Linked DNA regions of Mus musculus: region 1 is linked to region 2. A link is a loop called in an ENCODE intact Hi-C map of the cell type or tissue named here. Cell type or tissue: heart. All regions are shown on one strand. Each heading gives the region's core, and the rest is flanking DNA. Links, peaks and the distances in the headings are about the cores only.

Region 1 (9,523 bases), core at 710-8,709, 120 kb before region 2:
GGACTGTGGTGGCTTCATGGCCGCCATGTTCCTGGTGGTTGATGGCCCCAATGTTCCCAACATTGTGAGGTGACTTGGTGGGGTGGCCCATTTCCAGGAATGACACCATGCCACAGCAACGCTTAGCTCCACGTGTGAATTGCTATGCAGGCGACAAGTACTGCCTCAGGCTGGCTAATTAGGGGCACGGTCGACTAATTGGGCCCCACAAAGACAGACAAAAGGCTGACTGCTGGCAGAAAAGAAATTTCTATTTTTAGAAAAAGGCTTTCCCCTGAAGAATGCCCTCATACCTAGGGCTGTATGGGAGATTGCTTCTTCTTTTGAGGGTCATCCTGATGGAGAGGATCTGTGTAGGGGAAATGAGGAATAACTAAGTCTTTGAGAATGTTGTCCTGTGCTCTCAATGTCTCATTGACCAGCTCTATGCCATGGGCCATTCCTTAGTAGGGTAGAGATGATTCATCCACAGAACAGCAGCATCTTCCTAGAGGATTCTGGAGGGTAAGATGAGGCAAGGCTCAGAGCATGGTACCTGGCTTGAAGCAAACTATTCAGTTCCAACCATTGTTCCTCACCCCAGGTACCTCTCTCTTCTTCATTCACCCCACCAGCCTCCATCTCTTCTACCTGATGAGTTAGCTTAACAACCATCCCCTCCCTGTCCCCAAACCTGGCCTGCCTTCTCTAGTCCTAAGTCATGAACCTCTGCCTCCCTTTCTCACACACAGACCTCCCAGCTGTGGTGTGACCCCTCTCCAACTTCCTTCCTCATCCCCTAGTAAGACTCGGCAGATAGTGCTCTGCATACTGAGGGTGTGCCCTAGAGGGCTCAAGGAAGAGACCAGGTGTGGGTCCTGGGCTGCAGTCAGTGCAGAGGCAAGCCCTGTTTCACTGGAAAATGCCACACAGCAAAAGATCTGCACATTGAACCCTTTCAGCTCTCTCCTGAGTCTCAAATGTGGAGAGCCCCATCCACACAAAGGAGGAAAAGACATTGTCTCCATATTCTTCCTCAGTATTGTCACGTGAGTTCTGTTCAGAAGAATCCATGAACTCCATGCTTGGGATATGTAGATGGTTTCCTCTCTCTAGCTATATTCACAGGATGTCAGGTAACTGCTTACATCTTAACCCTAGCTGCTTCTATAACCTGAGCTAGAGCCATACCTCTTTCCCACTCTTCAAACCTTGACTCTGATCTTAGCTATCAATTTACCTATATGTGGAATCACCTAAAATTCAAGATGCTGGGCACACCTACATACCTAGGGATAATCTTAATCAGATCATTTGAGGTGGGAAGATTCATCCTAAACCTGGACCACTCCTAGTTGAAGCCTGCTTGCCCTCATTCTCATTGGTAGTTTATCTTGTTATGGAGACGCTCTATTTATTGCTGGTATTAGAACCTACTTCTTTGGGATTCCAATTAAGACCAAAGATCAGCAGCTCTCCAGGAGCTGAGATCACCCACCCATTCCTGTGGACTGAACAACTATTGGATTCTGGCCCTTTCCATGCGACTAGCCACTGTCAGAGTATATGAATCTCAGCCAGAAGCCAGCCTAATAAATTTGTGTGTGTGTGTGTGTGTGTGTGTGTGTGTGTGTGTGTGTGTGTGTGTGTGTGTGTTAGGATTTCAACTGATGTGATGAGATACCATAACCAGAAGCAACTTATTTTGCTTATACTTTCACATCACACTTCATCATCGAAGGAAGTCAAGACCAACAGGAGTTGATGTGGAGGCCATGGAGGGATGTTGCTTACTGGCTTTCTCCCTCTAGCTTACTCAGCCTGCTTTCTTATAGAACCCTGAACCACCAATGTAGGAGTGGCCACATTCACAATGGACTGGCCTTCCCCCATTAATCACTAATTAAGAAAATGCCCTACAGGCTTGCTTGCAGCCTGATATTGTGGAGGCATTTTGTCAGCTGAAGTTTCCTCCTCCCAGATGACTCTAGCTTGTGTCAAGTTGACATAAAATTAGCCATATATACATATTCCATGTATATGTATATGTGTATGTGTATGTGTGTGTGTGTGTGTGTGTGTGAGTGTGTGAGTGTGTATGTGTATCTGTATGTGTATGTGTATGTGTATGTGTATGTGTATGTGTATGTGTATGTGTATGTGTATGTGTATGTGTATGTGTATGTGTATGTATATGTATAGTATATATATGTACATATGTAGATCGGTTATAGATTAGATATAGATATTCTCATTCTATCAGTTCTGTTCCTTTAGAGAACCCTAACTGATATAACGCTCAAGGCTCTGAGAAACCCAGACTGCCAAAGTCACTGAGACAGGTGGGACAAGGACCAAAATCTGTATCCCTAGCAGCAACAACAGAATGTGGTTGGCTCACAATAGGCCCTCAGGAGGCTGGGGGAACTTGAAATCACCAACTTCCTGGTGGAACATCTGTCCCCCATGAGAGACCCAAGATGGTATGGACAACCAGTAACAGACATTACATGGCTTCTTTTCATAGGGTCTTGTCACCACTCCCAAACTCCTCACCTCCCTCTCTGATGGTCCCTGAGTGTGGACCTATTCAGGCTGGTGTAAAGAATGAGTCAGAGAGATGAAGACTCAAGCAGAGACCTCAGGAGGGATAAGTAGATCTATGGGGAACTTCAAAAGCTTACTGAGATCTTGCTAGCAGTTGGGACACAACCAAGCCACCCCAATAAGCCACACAACCATGTCATTAGACACAGAATATGTCAAAGTCCCAAAGCTAAGATGAGGCTGGGTTCTATATGCTTTTAGCAGTATCAGTGCTGGCCTCTGAGCCTCTCAAGTCATGAGCTGAAAGACATCTCATGGTCCACAAAGGGGCTGAAGTTAGACTTGGGGCCTACAAAGGATACAGTCAGAAAGGGGGTAGCACTTGAACACCAAAACAATCCATATATGGGTCCTGGCCTGTAAATAGAGCTCAAGTAGAAAACATGCAGGACCCTGTCACATCTGAAGCTACTGAGACTGAAGGCTGATTTCAAGGACCCTATGCCTGGTAGGAAAGCCTGCTGCCCCTCCCTGCCTGGGCTCTTCTACCTCAGTGATGTGTTCTTCTTCATGTCTGTGCCCAGTATTGGGACACATCTCTTGGTCACAGTATTCCAGAGATCCTCTATCCCTTTCCTGGGTCCCTACCTCAAGATTGGCATGTCCATGCCATGCCTCTATGTGTGGCCATGCCCTCAGTATCCCCTCTGTGACTGGATTATGAGTCCCTCGGGCACCTGAGTAGTAGATGCCTCAAGATATGCTGGCCATTCACAGAGGGATCACCGTGTATAATGAGCTGGGTGGTAAGTGACATAATAGCAAGGTCCTGGCCTCATGAGGCACATGCACCATGAGGGAGGTAGCAGAAGTCAGATGAGTGGATGAAATCCGCAGGGGGTGCCACGAGGAAATTCAGCTGGACAACCCTAGAGTGACTGCCGAGGGGCGTTTGGTGGGTCTAGTGGTCCCTGGGGGCCTTCTGAGGAAGGAGCACCTGACTTGCCTGGAGTTAGCTGCCTCCACAGTTTATATTATAGCAGGTGTGCTTTCTAAGATTTCTGTCAGACATAGTCAAAAGTGGCCCGAAAATATTGAATGGGAAATTCCAGGAGCAGACAATTTGTAAGTTTTAAATCACCTCTTATTCGCTTCATGCTGCTGTGTCCTGTCCAGGCTAGCAGATTCACCCCCTGACAAGCTATCCAGCCATCTTCAGGCTCTGGTTGGGCCTAATTTTGGAATTAAACATCATAGTAAAGGCACTTAAATAGAAAGTTGCTTTTATTCAGCTTAGGGGTGTATCCACTGGGTAGGGGCTCTCCACAAATACTCCATAGGTCAGGAGGACTGTTGCTGTAAGTCTGCCTACCTCTTGACCCTGACCAATTTTGTTTTCTTAGCACTGGTCCTGCTCAACCACTGTCAAGAACAAAAAGCACTCTCAAAGGCCAACCTGAACACCATGAAGGTGCTAATGAGTATCTGAGGCAGAACCTGATGTTCTGGCCCTTCAGAGACTCTACCTCTACTGGCCAGTGATGGGTGAAGGGCACACGGTACTCAGATGGGAGATCCCCACTGCTTCTGAAATCGGGCCTTTTTGAAGTGTAGAATCAAACAGAAGCCACAAAGATGAGCCCTCAGACCTGAAGAGACACAGCAGAGATCTGCATGGTGGCCAAGAACCACTGCCATAGTAGACAAATAGGTAGGTTTGGGGGTGAGGGATATCAAGAGTGTTCAAGTTGTGAGTCACAGGCACATGGCACTTGGTTCTCACTTAGCAAACAATTGGCCTTCAATTGAGCACCATAGAGCATGGGGAAGGAAAAGGGTATGATGCCCACCTGGCATGTGCATGGACCCATACACATACTTCCATTCATGTGTCACTCACGACATACATACAGGTCTAGACCTCCCAGGCTACCTACAAGAACAAACCTCATAAAACATATATATAGGGGCGTCCTGTGCACACCATTAACCTCAACTGCACACACACACACACACACATACACACACACACACACACACCTACAACTCTCTAGGCCACCAAGTGCACAGGATGCCAGCACTCAGGAGCACACACCAGCAGGCACAGTGACAGATGCTCATTCTATTCTCCCTGGCATCCACACCGGTGTGCAAATTCAAGTCCACACACTGTCACACTACAAGCATGTGCACTCTGTCACAACGGCTGGCTTTGCTCTTGAACATCCCAGGCTATCTAAAGAGCAAGTTCCAGAAGAAGGTGACAGGAGGGCACCAAGGCCAAGCAGTGTGGAACAGGGAGGGACCCGCGGTGCAGCGGTGCTGTGCGCAGGTAGCTGGGAGCCCCGCGGTGATTACTATGCACCAGCAGCTGTCTCGGCGCGGTGACGGCGCCTCTAATTGATCTCATTATCTCCCCCTCCGTAAGGTGAAGTGCGGCCGCTCGGCGGGGCCCGGGCGCGGGCTGGGGCCGGCTGGCAGGCGGCGGGGCGGGCGGCGGATGAGGGCAGCGTGAGATCGCGAGGCCGCCTTGCCACCGAGCGCCACCGGGAGCCACCGGGCGTCGTGCCAGTGAACGTACGCGTGAGTGAGTGTGTGTGTGTGTGTGTGCGTCTGTGTGTGTGTGCGCGCGCGCGTGCGTCTGTATGTCTGTTCGTGTCTGTGTGTGTGTGTGTGTGTGTGTGTGTGTGTGTGTGTGTGTGTCCGCGCGTGCGCGCGTGTTTGTGTGAGTGAGTGTGACCCGTGAGCTGGCCTTCACACACATCCCGGACCCAAGCGGCGTTTTTCTGGTCACTCCCAGAGTCTTTGGTAATTGCATGAATGCTGTTATGTCTGGTTTCCCCATCATCACCTTGCTCTCTCTCTCTCTGCAAGGGCCGCGCCTACAAGTTTCCCCTCACCCCCTCTCACCGCCGCCCACCCCCCACCCCCACCTCAACCCACGACACCCCGCTCCTGTTAGAACCAACAATGATCCTCAATTAACCCTGTGCCCAGGGCCGCCTGCGTGTGAATGCTACGCTCTTCAGGCTTATGGCCGCAGAACCCCGCTGGGCCCGGGGCCAGTCTTCCTCCCCCGCAGGACCTGCAGGGGGCTCAGGGTAGCGGGGCTGCTACCCTTGCCTGGCTCCACAACCCACCTCTCCCTGCTGCGGAGAGAGGCCAGAAACAGCCTGAGGAGTTGTAGGAGGGGGGCCAAAAGGAAAGGAAAAAAAAAAAAAAAAAAAAGGAAACACTCAGTTTGTTGTGTTTTCTTGGGGTTTGTTTTCTTGCCAAAAAAATTACCCCCTTTGTCTTTGCGCAAAAGAGGCAGTGCGGGCACCTTCTGCTGGGCGCCGACACGGTGCCAACGCGCCTTGCTTAAGGGCGGCTTCTGTTCCTTTTCTAGCCTCCCCAGATATATTTTTAACATACAAAACACTATATTTAATTGGTTATAGATCTCCGTTCTCTTAGCACTACTGGATATCACAGAAAAACACATTAGTACAGAACAATTAGTACAGTGGCAGTAAACAACTAAGGCACTATTAAGCTGTGGGTGATTAAATAGCATTACTTTTTATTTTTTTATGGTGCTAGACTCAAAGATGGAGGAAATATAAAATATATCTATTTTCATTACTATTCGTAAAAATATATAAAATGTAAATATAACAGGTGTTTTACATTTCTTAAGGTATTATTTATGCCGAGCATTTCAATCAGTAGGCAGATGCTTCCCCCCTTTTTTAATAATAATAAAAAAATTATTTCTTTATATACTTCCAGGCTTGTATTTTATATCCTCATGTACCCGGATATTTAAGCAGAAATATTACTTAATTGGAGTTGCATACTTGGGCGAGAAATTACTCCCATACCTATGCCATAATTAAAAATAATAATAATGAGGCTTCCATCTAATCTAACTATATAGTAGATGGTGTCTGTCTTTCCAAAGAGCAGAGGGGGGTCACTGTGTGTTACAGGAGTTGAAGGCCTTGCAGGGTGGGGGTGACAGCTGGGGCTGGGAGGGGTCCACCTTGCTCAGAGTGGGCAGCCCCAGCGCCCCACTGCTGCCCATGGCAGCTCAGCTCTGCCTCTGAGTGTGTGTAGATCATCCTAGGCGTTCTGGCGCATCCTTTCCTAGGCATCTGATTAAGTTAACAATATGCTGCTATTTGCATGCAGATTTGCGGGGCTTTCTCTCCAGCTGCTCCCTGGACTTGGTCGCTCTCTGCGTTGTGATAGGCACAGCAGTCCCTAAATGCAATCTTTGTCAGGCCCAGGTGTGCTCTCATTGAGGACGCCTTCCTTCCCAGCAATTTTTCTTTCTGTAGCGTTTATAAGGCTCTATTATAGTATAGCCACATCTGGAAGAAAATTCTCCTATTAATTATATACTTTTACGGCCAGGAAGACAAATTCTAAGAGATACCAACATTTTCGTTGCTGTTGTTTTTATTTCTTTGACAGGCTGGGTTTTATTTTATTTTGTGTTGTGTTGCCAGGCATTTCAATATTTAAAGAGCCATTAACCAATGGAGGATGTGTGGATTTCGAGGAAAAAGGAAACCACAGCGTCAGCCTCACCAGAAAAGGCCAGAGGAATGACAGCATTGAGATTTTAGCAGGCCCCAAAGCCTAAGTGAGAAAAAGTCTTCTCTACTAAAGTGATATATATATGTGTGTGTGGATAGATAGATAGATAGATAGATAGATAGATAGATAGATAGATAGATAGATAGATAGATACACATACACATACACATACATATACATACATATATAGCCATTAACCTTTAACCTAGCCACTACCAAGTGGACAAACTCACTCCCAAATCACCAGACCATCTGATCCCTTCACAGTCTGAACAGAACCAAACTGAATCAGCTGACCCACAGGCTGCCTTCTCTGTGTGGCAGGGGTAATTTTCCAATCCAGTTTGAGTCAGATAAAAAGAAAAAACTGTAAAGCCAAGTATCTATTCTCGTCTTTCAGAAAGAAATAAGCAGCTTGGCCCAGAATGTCTGAAAGTGACTTCAAACTCAGGTAGGTTTGGTTTTGGTATTTTTTTTTCTTTTTTATTTCTTATATGTGTTTTTTTTTTCTTTTGTTTTAATCTTTTTTGGAATTGTCACCAGATCAAATGGGAGAAAGCAAAGAGGATGATGGAGGATGGGGGTTAACTACCAGACGATCCCTATCAGAGAAGAAGATCAATTCAAAGAGCTAGGCAATCTAATCGTTGGTCAAAATTTATTTCATGAAGAGATAAGGCCATTGTGGAGGCAAGTGGGAGTGTGTGCTGGCTGGGGAGACTCACACCCACACACCTTTGCGCACGTGAGTGCTCATATAAGCCTCATACGCATGCCTGTGCTCATACAAGCTCAGTGGGAACAGAGAGACTTGAGTGAGTACTGCCATTTCTACTTTTGATGCCAAACTCTAGCAGGTGAGATTCTGAGCAGAGCGTTGGCTGTAGGTCGATGCAGCCCATGTGATAAAAATGCTGAAGCTGCCTTCTGCAGGCTCATGCCAGGCCTCCCTGTTCTAATGCTGGCACCAGGGAGGTACCAGGGTCTAGTTCCTGCAGAACCACCTTCTAGCAAAAGGACCTTTCTCCCTGCCCACCCTCTCCCTGCTTCCTCTGTTCCTTGGTTCCTACCTCTTCCTTCAGAATGGCCAGCTGCTTCTACTCCCTCTGCCTCTAGGCCTGGACCCATGGGCTCTACAAGCAGGTCCCATCCTTGTACCATGGTTCAGCCTTAGTTTCTCTAGCTGTAAGATGGGTTGCACCCCTAAGTGGGTATTATACGAACGAAGGTACTGAACTATACTTTGAGTATAAACAACTGATAAATAAAGTTTCCTGAGATTCCATTCTGTGGGTCTCATTATCCTATAAGCCTTGATGTTACAAATTATTGTATGTTCCATGACACTTAAGAAAGATCTGTAAATTTACAGAAATGAAAAATATACATGGTGTGTGTGTGTGTGTGTGTGTGTGTGTGTGTGTGTGTGCGCTCGCGTGTGCACGCTTATAGGTATACATTTAAAAATAAATCATGCACAGAGAAAGCATTGAATTTTCAACTTGGCTTTTGGGGACCATGGTCTTTTAACTCCTCATACTCTATTCTCTCTGTCTCTGTCTCTCTGTCTCTGTCTCTGTCTCTCTGTCTGTCACACACACACACACACACACACACACACACACACACATCATCCCACCCGCCATCCTTCTGCAAAAATAGAGCAGAGAGGCAGATGCAGTGAGACTGGATTACATCACTGGAGAGAGCATGTGGCATTGAGGGAAGGAAAAAAAAATAAGAAAAGACAAATGACATTTTGCCGCTATAGTGTGCTATTTTAGTGGTGATGGTTTGACTTTTGGCCCAAATGCATATGCCAATGGCAAGGCTAACTCCAGGGACTCACAAAAAAGAATGCGTGTTCACAGCTGTACTGTACACCAATACAGATTACATGTTTTCAGTGTTGCGGCCACAACAGAATGCTAATTAACATACTGGAGAGATGAGAGCGGCTGCAAGGGCCTTATTGTTCCATTATTTCATGAAGCCCAGCTGCCTTTGTTTATGTCACTTATCCTCTGGTGCCACAGGTTTTTACTCCAAAAATACTATCCCAATACAACGTTAATATTTAAAAAACAAAGAGGTGGCAGATTGTCATTTTTGTGTCAGCCTCAAACTGCAGAACTGTTAAGCTGTTCTGGTTCGGTATTTAGAAATAATTTAACAGCCATATTCAGACACTGCCTGCATTCTAACGTAATGGCTGAATACTTGAACCAGGAGAATGCATAACTACCCTGACATCACTTATGAGATTTAGATTGGTCAGTTAATGGAAGTCTTTACCAGAATCAATACCATAACAGCTTCTTGAAATGAACGTGATTTTTTACAGGGAGTGTTGCGAACAATAACTACAGAAATATACTACCTTTGTACCCGGCACAAAGAAGCGAAGATGTGA
Region 2 (9,523 bases), core at 811-8,810:
CCAATGTGGCTTCCCCTCATCTGCCGGGGAGATGTGCTGCAAAGAGGAGGCCTGAGCAGCGTTCCCACGGCTCAGTTCCTCGCCATTGTCCTTGGGCCACCTGAACTTAATACTCTGCTATAAATTAACTTTAAATCAAGTCATTTTTAGAACTTACTCTCACCTTGAGAAATAACTGTGAAGTCATAGCTATGATATTGCTAGTTATGTTTCTCTAATAGGGCTTACGATACCTAACTTTCAAAACTTAAACTCTGTGTATTTACCAAAATCGCCTAACACATTTCAAGTCTCACTTGGAAAGACCTCAGCAGTACCCCTGAGAATTACGTAGATGAGACAAGCCAGGGACCCTATGGTCTATGCAGAGGGTCTCAGTGTCCCTGGGACAGGACTGAATCTAGAGGTACTGAGGACAGGTCACCACTGCCCAAGCTGGCTGGTCCTTCTCTGCAGTTGAAGCTTTGTGGACTCACCAGGGACTTAAATATAGCAGCCATGGCTGATTGTCAAGCCATAATTTCCTAATAAAGAGTTATCTCCTCCCCTTATCATTTCCCAGTCCAGAGAAAAATCCTCAATAGCCTGAGAGTGAATAGCCAATGAATTGTATTACCATTCCATCTTGAATTTACCACTAAAAGTATCAGTCATAGTCAAGAGAGTTCTAGTTGCAAAAAGTAAGGGATTTATCAATTAAGAGCACTGGCTGCTCTTGCAGAGGACCCAGGTTTGATTCCCAGCACCCACATGGTGGCTCTCAACCATGTATAACTCCAGTTTTCAGGAGATTTGATGCCTTCTTCTGGCCTCTGCAGGCATTGCACACATGTGATGCAGACATACATGCAGACAAAATGCCTATACAAATATAATAATAACAACAACAGCTTTTAAATGACAAAGAAAGAAAGCAAATGGCCAAGATGTTAGGGGTGGCCAGCCTCCTGTTTCCACCAGTAACCCTTCCTGCCCACGCCTCCCAATCACAGAACAATAGCTTCTATCCCACATTGCACTGACATGACCTCCATCCTGATGAGAGTCTTCCTTCCCCACATGCAAAGTTCAAACAAGTAACTGTGGGGACTCTATGAAACATGGGTGTTTGCTGCACGTCAGTAACAACAGCCATCCCTCCCCAGTATGAACAGAGGGATGCTTAACACCACATGAGACAGGATGCAGAAGTCACAGATCAGCCACTCTGATGTTGACCTGTTGCAATACAGAAAGCAGGACTCCCCCAGAGTTCACGCATGCATACGATATTTAAGATGTCAGTCAGCTCTACGTTTTGCAATATCTTGCAATCAAGCAGTGAGCTGGTGGGGAAAAGCCACCCTCTTTTATATACTCTGAGGCTGTCAGTTTCACCCTGGGGCGTGCATCAGAAACCTCGGGGTGGGGGCGGTGGCTAGTTCACACACAGGCCAGATCACCAGAGGCCCCACGAGTCTGACTGCAGAAGCATGTGAATTTGCATTTCTAACCAGTTGCCATGTGACCTCTGCCCCCCTCTAACCAGGTTACCACTTGGAAAATCATCCCTTGTGTTCTTCTCAGGACCCTGCCACTGTATGGACAGAGACCCGCTCCTCTGCTCCCCACTGTATCACTCTGGTAACATGAGATTTCTGATCCTCTGAGGAGTGTGAGGTCTCTTCTCTTTAAAGTGTAATCACCCAGATATGAGAGCATCAGAATATAAATGACGCAGAAAAAGCAAAAACGTCGGATGCCAGTTCCCACTCTGTGCGCCTCACCACCCCCTCTCCCCAGAGCTGCAAATAAAACGAGACAAGGGACTCTGAACTGTTCCCGGTTTCCCTTAGGTTTACCCAGCAGCTCCCAGGACTAGCCCCAGATAAACAGCAGCTCGCACGGTCATCGAAGAATCTTCGTTTGACAGTAGATGGAGACCACCACAGAAATTCACAGCCAGCCAAAATGCAGGGAACACCCGACTGTGGGTGCTCATCCTCTGTTGGTACAGCTACAGCACAACCCTCACACCTAAAACTTAAGAAACATTTGGGGAGGGGGTGGAAAGATTGTAGGAGCCAGAGGACCGGGATATGGACAGTGCGATGGTGTCTTCTACCTATGACAGGAAAGCTACACCCATGACATCCCATCAATGTGGTCTCCTAAATAAGACCAGCACAGTGACAATACCACTTGGCGTTCCAAAGTGGATGGAGGGAATCTGACAAAGCCTAAGCCTTAGATGAATAGCTACAGGCAATTAATGGTTGCTAAGAGAGGAGACAGTCATTGTCCTCCAAGGATGAACCCCCATAGCTTATTCAATCCCAAGTGGTCAGCCCTAAGCATACATACATAAGAGCAACAGAGTGTTTGTGTGTGTGTGTGTGTGTGTGTGTGTGTGTGTGTGTGTGTGTGTGTGTGTGTGTGTGTGTAAAACAATAATAATTAAAGACAAGGTCATAAATTTGAGAGGGAGTTGGGGGAACATGGGAGGAGCTAGAGAGGGGCAAGAGAAAGTAGAAATGACATGAATATGGTACTCATGTATTAAGCTCTCAAAATACTAAAAATTAAAGTAAAAAAGATTTATCCCAGAAGTCTTAGGCGCCTTTAATGCTACAGTACACAAGAACAACGGCGAAAAGAAAATTTAGAATAGAACTTGTTCTTCAACAAGCTACTAATAACACAAACACGGACATTTATCAACCATTCATCTATCCAATGATACTGACCTACTAAGAAAACCAGGACACTCTCTGGTTCTAGTAGACTCTTCCATCCCAAAGGCATTTCCAACTATATATGAACTGTGCAAAACCCTACAATATACACTTTATTATGAGATACTTTTTTTTTCCAGAAAGGTCTTTGAAATGCTTCCCTTCGCTTATGTCAATGCTGGCCTCCAGGGCCAGATGAGTGAGATGCAGACATTGCTCAGTTCACCAGGAAGATGGAGTCAGCTTTGTCTTTAAAAAGTCCTTTCTGTTACCAGTTGCTGGTCATACTCCCATAGCCAACTACTTCTGTCTGACCCAAACAGCCTACCTCTTGTCCTCTGATGAGAAATTTCACAGGCAAATGGTCAACCAGGAAAAGCCCCCCACACGGTAGGTAGATCCAAGTGAGGCTCAGAGGGAATACAGAGGGCGGGAAGCGTTTTGTTCTCTCTCTCTCCATTCTGAGGTCCCAGCAACAGGATGCTTCACTCAGAGACAGGAAGAAGAGACACTCGCTGACTGGTTTCAAGCTCCAGGGTTTACACAAAGAAACAAATACCTACCCAGATGCCTTTACCAAGCATGCATTTAAAGATGCGTCCATTCAAAGATGGGCCTCACCAGCTAGCTGACCAGACCCTGGCCTTGCAGGGTTTGCCGTCCCTCCTAAAGAGTGGCAGCCTGCCCTGGGAGGCAAGCCTTCTTCTACATTCAAGTCGGGCACTCCCCTGCGCCACTCTGTTTAGTTCTTCACTGTAAACAGAGTCGACCCCAAGCTGGTCAGCTGCTAGCCACATGGTGGTAATGAGCCCGAGAGCCAGGAGTTCACAATTATTTCAGATTTACTCTCTTCCTGATCTTTCATTCTATCAGCAAAAACATCCTCTTGGCAGTGTGGACGGAGCTAAAACTTAAATTAAAAAAAAAAAAAAAAAGATAAAGAAGACCACGGAGAGACCATGGAAGGAGCAGCGTTCGAAAGTGGGGTAACCCAGGCCTCAGACTTGGCCTTGGCCTTTCACTGTCTTTTAACATTAAACATTTGCCCCACCTTCGAAAAGATAAATGTGGCTTTTGATGACAGCCAATGTTATCTGAGGATTAAAATAGCCCTCTTGCAGCGCTCAACATTAAAGTCTTCCGCGTTTGCAAAATTGCAAACAGATGCAACTCAAGTACCTGCAAACGATCTGCCAAGTCCAATTTCAAAAGGGAGATTTCAAAATATGTGGAAGTCATTAGGACATGTATTATTTTTGCAATGAATAGGCGCCAGGAGTGTCTCAAGGAGCAGATGGGTGCTACTTTGTTTATAAAAGATCAACAGAATATTCGGCTGTAAATGAAGACATATAAGCTATATGAAACAATTATGGTAAAATGGCGAACATTTCAAAGCTAATTGTAATGGTCTTTTAAGATCTGAATTCCTCATTTCTTACTGCATGCTAAAATATCATTTTAGTTTTGGGTCTTGATTGATATAATTACCAAAATGACAGAAAATTAAAGCAAATGCTGTCAGTTTTACTGTTGTAGATGTTCGCGGGTTATCGCTTGTTTACAGTTGCACCAATACTGATAAATGAATATTTTTCAACATGAATAAAAAATGTGACCTCCGTCTACCGGAAATCTTCAAAAAGGACAGCCCCGAACGCAAAGAACGCAGACAGAGTGAACCTCAAACTGCATTATCACAGACTTCCAAATAGCCTCTCTCTCTTCCTCAAGCTCAGCTTCAAAAGGCTTGTTAATAAAAATCTCCACGATACAGCAGAGGCAAAACAGAACTCACAAATGCTCCACTCACCCAGGTCCCTCAGTGTGCCTGTGTCACCACCCAAGCAGGATGGAGTTAAACCCCTGTTCCATTTGCCTGTTTTATATTGGTAATCATGTGAATTAGATAATTACTCATGGAAAATGTGATTAAACATACGTCGCTATTGCCAATACCGAATCACGAAGACAGGGCATTGCTGCGAATTGCTTTTAACATAAATAGCAAACTGGGCTCGTAAAAAATGTCCAGTTAGGCCAATATCTGATGATAGATGGGCTGATCCTATGACTTGCAAAGATGCAAATCCCATACAGGCAAAATGAGGAGTCACGTGGTACACCCCGGGTACACATTTCCACACAAAAGACTTCTTGGCTCAGAATGTGTTCAAAATGTCAGCAAGTCCTGCAAAGTTGAGCCTGTGTCCTGCAATTAAGTTACCTTGGGGACTGGAATTCTGTGAGTCGCAGGAATACTCTGTACACATCTGTAAGTTGAAGGGAGAGATATAAATGGGGGGCCGGAGAGAAAGTTAGGCTTAGAGGGAGCAAAGAAGAAAATGTCCAAAAGGAAGGAAGTAGAGGCAGCCACCAGCTCCCCACTCCCCAGCCCCAGCTCGCAGGCTATGAGCTTTGCGGGTCCGAGAGCCATGGCAAGGGAGGCCACAGGCTTCAGCATTTCCTACCCTGTCCAGCCTCTCCAGAAGAGCTTTCTGTAAATCTTTCAACCACGCACACATCTTCTCCCATGACAGGGGCCGTGCAGACGGAGACCTGCACCCTACAATCACTGATGAAATTTGTATTGACTCCAAAATCAAAAGTAATGAGAAGAAAATTGGTTCACAGCCTGACCCGACAGTTCCAGACTGCTGTATTGAAGTTGCAAAAAGACATTTTTTTTATTGTCTCCAGATTTCAATTAACGACATCGAGCCGCCCCATCCTCCCATTATTAGTTTGAACAGAAGATCAGATTTAAGAAGTTTCACTAAATTAATTACTGTAATAGTATCTTGCCTTTCTGGAAACCCTCTGTGGTTGGTAAAGGGAAGACATTCTTTTATAGAGTGTGGGGCGCACAGAGTCCACCCATCGAATGCCTCCATCCCAACACGTATTTCTTTAGGGTCACATATGTGTCTGTGAGATGGCACGTACATCCAGGCTACATCACTGCTGGGCGGAGTTATGAAACTAGAGCTCACCTCAACTGCAACTGCATCTCTGCAAATATGTCTTGTTAAGTTTCAGAGCCCAAGCTGCAAAGTCTTATTATGCCCAAGATCTTATGCCATCTGCTCCCCACAAATTATTAGCAGCGAGTCCCACAAACCATCACCATGAAAGCCACCAATGTGAGCTGGCCTCTTTGCATAGAATAGACTAAAAGAATAGATCCACCATTGCCCCGGTCTTGAGTAAAAATGCAAATTATGCCACACGGTGCTAAATTATTCTGGGATATTTCATAATGTGAATTAATACCCACTAGAGGCTAAGCCGAGATCATCAAACTCATTTCACATAAGACAACGAATTTAACCACCCGTGACTCTATGACTGAGAAGTTAACAGGACTTCTAGCAACACCAACCACTCCAAGGTAGATTGTCCCTAAACACAACTGTCCATTTTCAAGACCATCCCATCCAAGGTAACTTTCTCCACTCTCTGCAGACAGCAGAACATTTAATAGGTGCTCAGGATGTCTGTTTACAGAATGATAAAACCCATCCCATGCATGATGTTCCGGCTGCCTCTAGTTGCCATTCTTAACAAACCCAAGGCAGTTTTGTGTTTTTTTTTTTGTTTTTGTTTTTTTTAAGAGATCTGATTTCATCAAAGTGAAAATAAATCGCTCTGACTTTCCAAGCTCGGCACAGTTGGGCTGCCCGCTTCTTGTTAGCAAAAACAAATGTCATCTTTTCAATCTGCATTTCAGGATCCACATTCCAGTGGAGGGTTAAATGATTCTTTTTTTTTTTTTTCAAATGTGAACAATCAAATGTAAGACAAGGCTCTCAAACGGGAGTGGGGGGGGCGGTGAGGCTGGATCAAAGGCTCTGTAGCCCAATGCCAAATGTATCTGTAATGCACTTGAACAATAAGACAGGCTGTCCCTACCCTGGAATAACACTGCCCGTATGAATCCCAGGAATTTAGTGTATCTGACAGTTTCTCTCAACCACCCATAACATTCTTGCCTGTCTCACTGGAGCTGGCAAAGGAGAATTCTGTAATTGAGTGGTAGAGAACATGTGCCCTCCTCGCTAGAAGATGACAGATGGATTATAAAAACTTCAAAGCCGAGCGTTTGGAGCACCAGGGGAGAGATAGTGGGCATTTGAGCTCTCTGTCTTTACCCAGGAGACAATGAGGCTGTGACATGGAGCATATATCAAGGAGTGGTGTAACTAGATAGACGTAATCTCTCTTTTCACTGGGTCTTTAACATTCTGTTAGGAACAAGTTTCAGGCCGGCTAAAGTACAGCCGTCTTCACGCTAATCGTCACAGGGCCTCCGTGACATGCCCCCCCCCTTTTCAACTGTGGTTAAATCAGTCTTCTCTGCACACTGATCTTTCTTCCTCTCCCCCCCCCCCCCCGCCAAGGAGAGCTTCTGCTTTAGGGAGGAGGTGGTTAAAGAAAAGTTAAGATTATTGTCTCTTCTGACTCACTAATCTGCTGAAACCTTGTTGCCTTCCGCAGGACTAAGGAAGGGCTCTCTCCCAGTGCTTGTCTACCGGTTGCCTGTCTTGAAGCCCTACCACAATTCTCCTGAGCCCATCGAAAGCTGTTGGTGTCCTTCCACTGGTCCCCAGTGACCCAGCCTCCCTGTCTCCTCCCTTCCCATAGCCAGCCAGGACACACTAGCACCACTGGCAGTAAGGACACAGTCCAGTTCCTAATGACAGACCTGGTCACTTCTTGCCCCCACATTTCAGCAGAGAAGAGCAAGCTAAAACAAGGCAGAAATGATCCACCAGCAGTCCTTAATATCCAGGCTGGGGCCTGCTGGGCAGCATCAGGAAAGCTGTCCCTGGTCCCACACAGAAGCCACTGCATAATCATTCATATTGATTTGACGAATTGTCAGCCCAGACCCCCAGAAAAAAAAAAAAACTTAAATTTTCTATGTCTCTTAAAATTTTGATAGAGGCATAAAATGGCTTATAGAATCTAATTATAGCAACGGACTTCAAAAAAAATGTCTCAATGTCAGAGATTAGTGAATCAAAGGCACATTTTTTTAAATCGATTCTTCCTTCTGAATATTAACAGTATTTATCATTCACACTGCCCTCTAGAAACACCAGCTAGAAGCCTTCTTCACTCCACCACAAGGGTCTCCCTGTACCAATTAGGCCATCAAAAACCAATACACTCAGGGTGCAGGGGAGTGAGAATCCCGCAGGGGCAGGACCGTCCCTCTAGATCTGTAGCTTCTTGCCACCACCACTGTCGTCATCCTTTCCAGTCTCTCCCCATCCTCTTTAAAGTGCCATGAGACAGATGGAGTTAAAGTGGAATTATTTTTATGAGACTCACACAAACTTTCTAAAATAATCAGACACGCCCTCCATGCTCCCCTCATTACCATCCCACACTTCCAATGTCCCCACACGGAGTCATAAATGCCACAGAATTCACCGAGGCAGGATGAGCAGTGATCTGTCTGTCTGTCTGTCTGTCTGCACCTCCATCACTACAGATGTTTGTCAGGCAGACATAGTCAAATTCCTACCAGGTCCCTTTTATGCTCCATCTTTGATGGCCCCACCGTAGATGCCACGAACCTCACAGGTGGGTATAAATATGTCGACTTACTCAGAAATAAGGGAGGCATGTATCCCTGCATCGCTCCACACAAGTGGGGGACAGAACATAAACGAACTGAAGTTGATTTTAATGAACCTGCATGATATTGTTGTGAAGTAGATGGAAGTAATATCCGCAATGCTCCATCCCATGGCACATACTTCTGGGCCTCTCCATACTCTGGAATCTGTCTCCATCATTCCCCAGAGGAACCTACAGACCCTGAGAGAACCTGGAACGTGGTGCAGTACCAGAGCCAGCCAGGGCCAACAGAACCTTTAGGATGCACTCCCAAGAAATAGTGCTTTATGTTTTAATTTTAAAACTAAACTGGGCCTTCAATAGGAAGTAGAATGTTAAGGAGGCAGGTCAAAAATGTCCTGAAAAGTCCATATGGCCCTGCTCTCCATTTTTCAGTGAATTACATCTCATTATATGAGAAAGTGAATACACAGCCAAAGGCCAAGGTGGACCCTTCACCCAAGAGCCATGTGGGACCTGAGGATATGTCAGTGGCCCCAGATCTACCTGTCTGTACCTCCGAATCAATCCTGTTGGGAAAGATCTGGTCTAACGTCGTCCTTACGCTCACTGTACATTTTAGTGCCTTCTGAAGCAATGCAAAAGAAGATCGAACAGAACATCTGGGAGAGGTCAGTAAACCCAGAGCCATCACATGTGACCACAGCTCTCGCTCCAAACTCAGTGGCTTTTCAATGTATCAGGCTCTCTTCTCAGCACCTATCATTACCACGTCTACCAGCCACATCAGTTGCTTTCTCAGGATTATCCCAGAAAGGGGTGAAATCAATCCCTAACTACATTCGTGCAAGATCTTTCCAGAAGGGATGAAATCGCTTCCTTAACTAGACCTGCGAAAACCGTGTGGCGGACGAAAGTCCCACGCAAGCGCGCTTCAGGCAGCCCCGCGCCCCAAAGAGCTCATCCCCAGCGTGCCAACACAGCATCCTAACCCTTCCAGTTGCGCACTAATGCCTGTGTTCCTGGAGATGAAGCCCAGACTTGAGCGATGACAAGAGGGGAGAGGGCTGGGGTCTTTGAAGGAGGCCCGTGCACGAAAGCCCTTCTTAGAAGCTCATTTTCATCTCTTTCTCTCACAGTGATCTTCTGCCATGGTGGAATGTAAACACCACAGGAAGAGACGGAATCGTGAATTAAGGATTTGGAAGCCTCCCGTTAGA

Evidence for each region. Hi-C counts contacts between places; a loop is a spot of excess contacts. Peaks named below come from ENCODE experiments on the same cell type or tissue, not always from the same donor. Only the 100,000 strongest peaks of a DNase experiment are listed, where the experiment ranks them.
Region 1: a loop joins it to region 2, with 2.1 times the contacts of the local background. A loop is called at or near these places in 2 of 42 quality-filtered maps.

What each region holds. Positions count from the first base shown.
Region 1 is chr7:37,619,308-37,628,830 of GRCm38, forward strand. All of the region lies in intron 3 of Zfp536 (zinc finger protein 536), which reads right to left. Among named protein-coding and RNA genes, the nearest start is that of 4930505M18Rik, 46 kb to the right of the region's middle. In heart, for the core only: no CTCF peak of the experiment used is centred there; no DNase peak of the experiment used is centred there; H3K4me3 peaks cover 1,328 bases; H3K27ac peaks cover 736 bases; H3K27me3 peaks cover 4,422 bases.
Region 2 is chr7:37,739,646-37,749,168 of GRCm38, forward strand. The region is part of intron 1 of Zfp536 (zinc finger protein 536); the gene reads right to left. Among named protein-coding and RNA genes, the nearest start is that of Zfp536, 25 kb to the right of the region's middle. In heart, for the core only: no CTCF peak of the experiment used is centred there; no DNase peak of the experiment used is centred there; H3K4me3 peaks cover 250 bases; H3K27ac peaks cover 629 bases; H3K27me3 peaks cover 586 bases.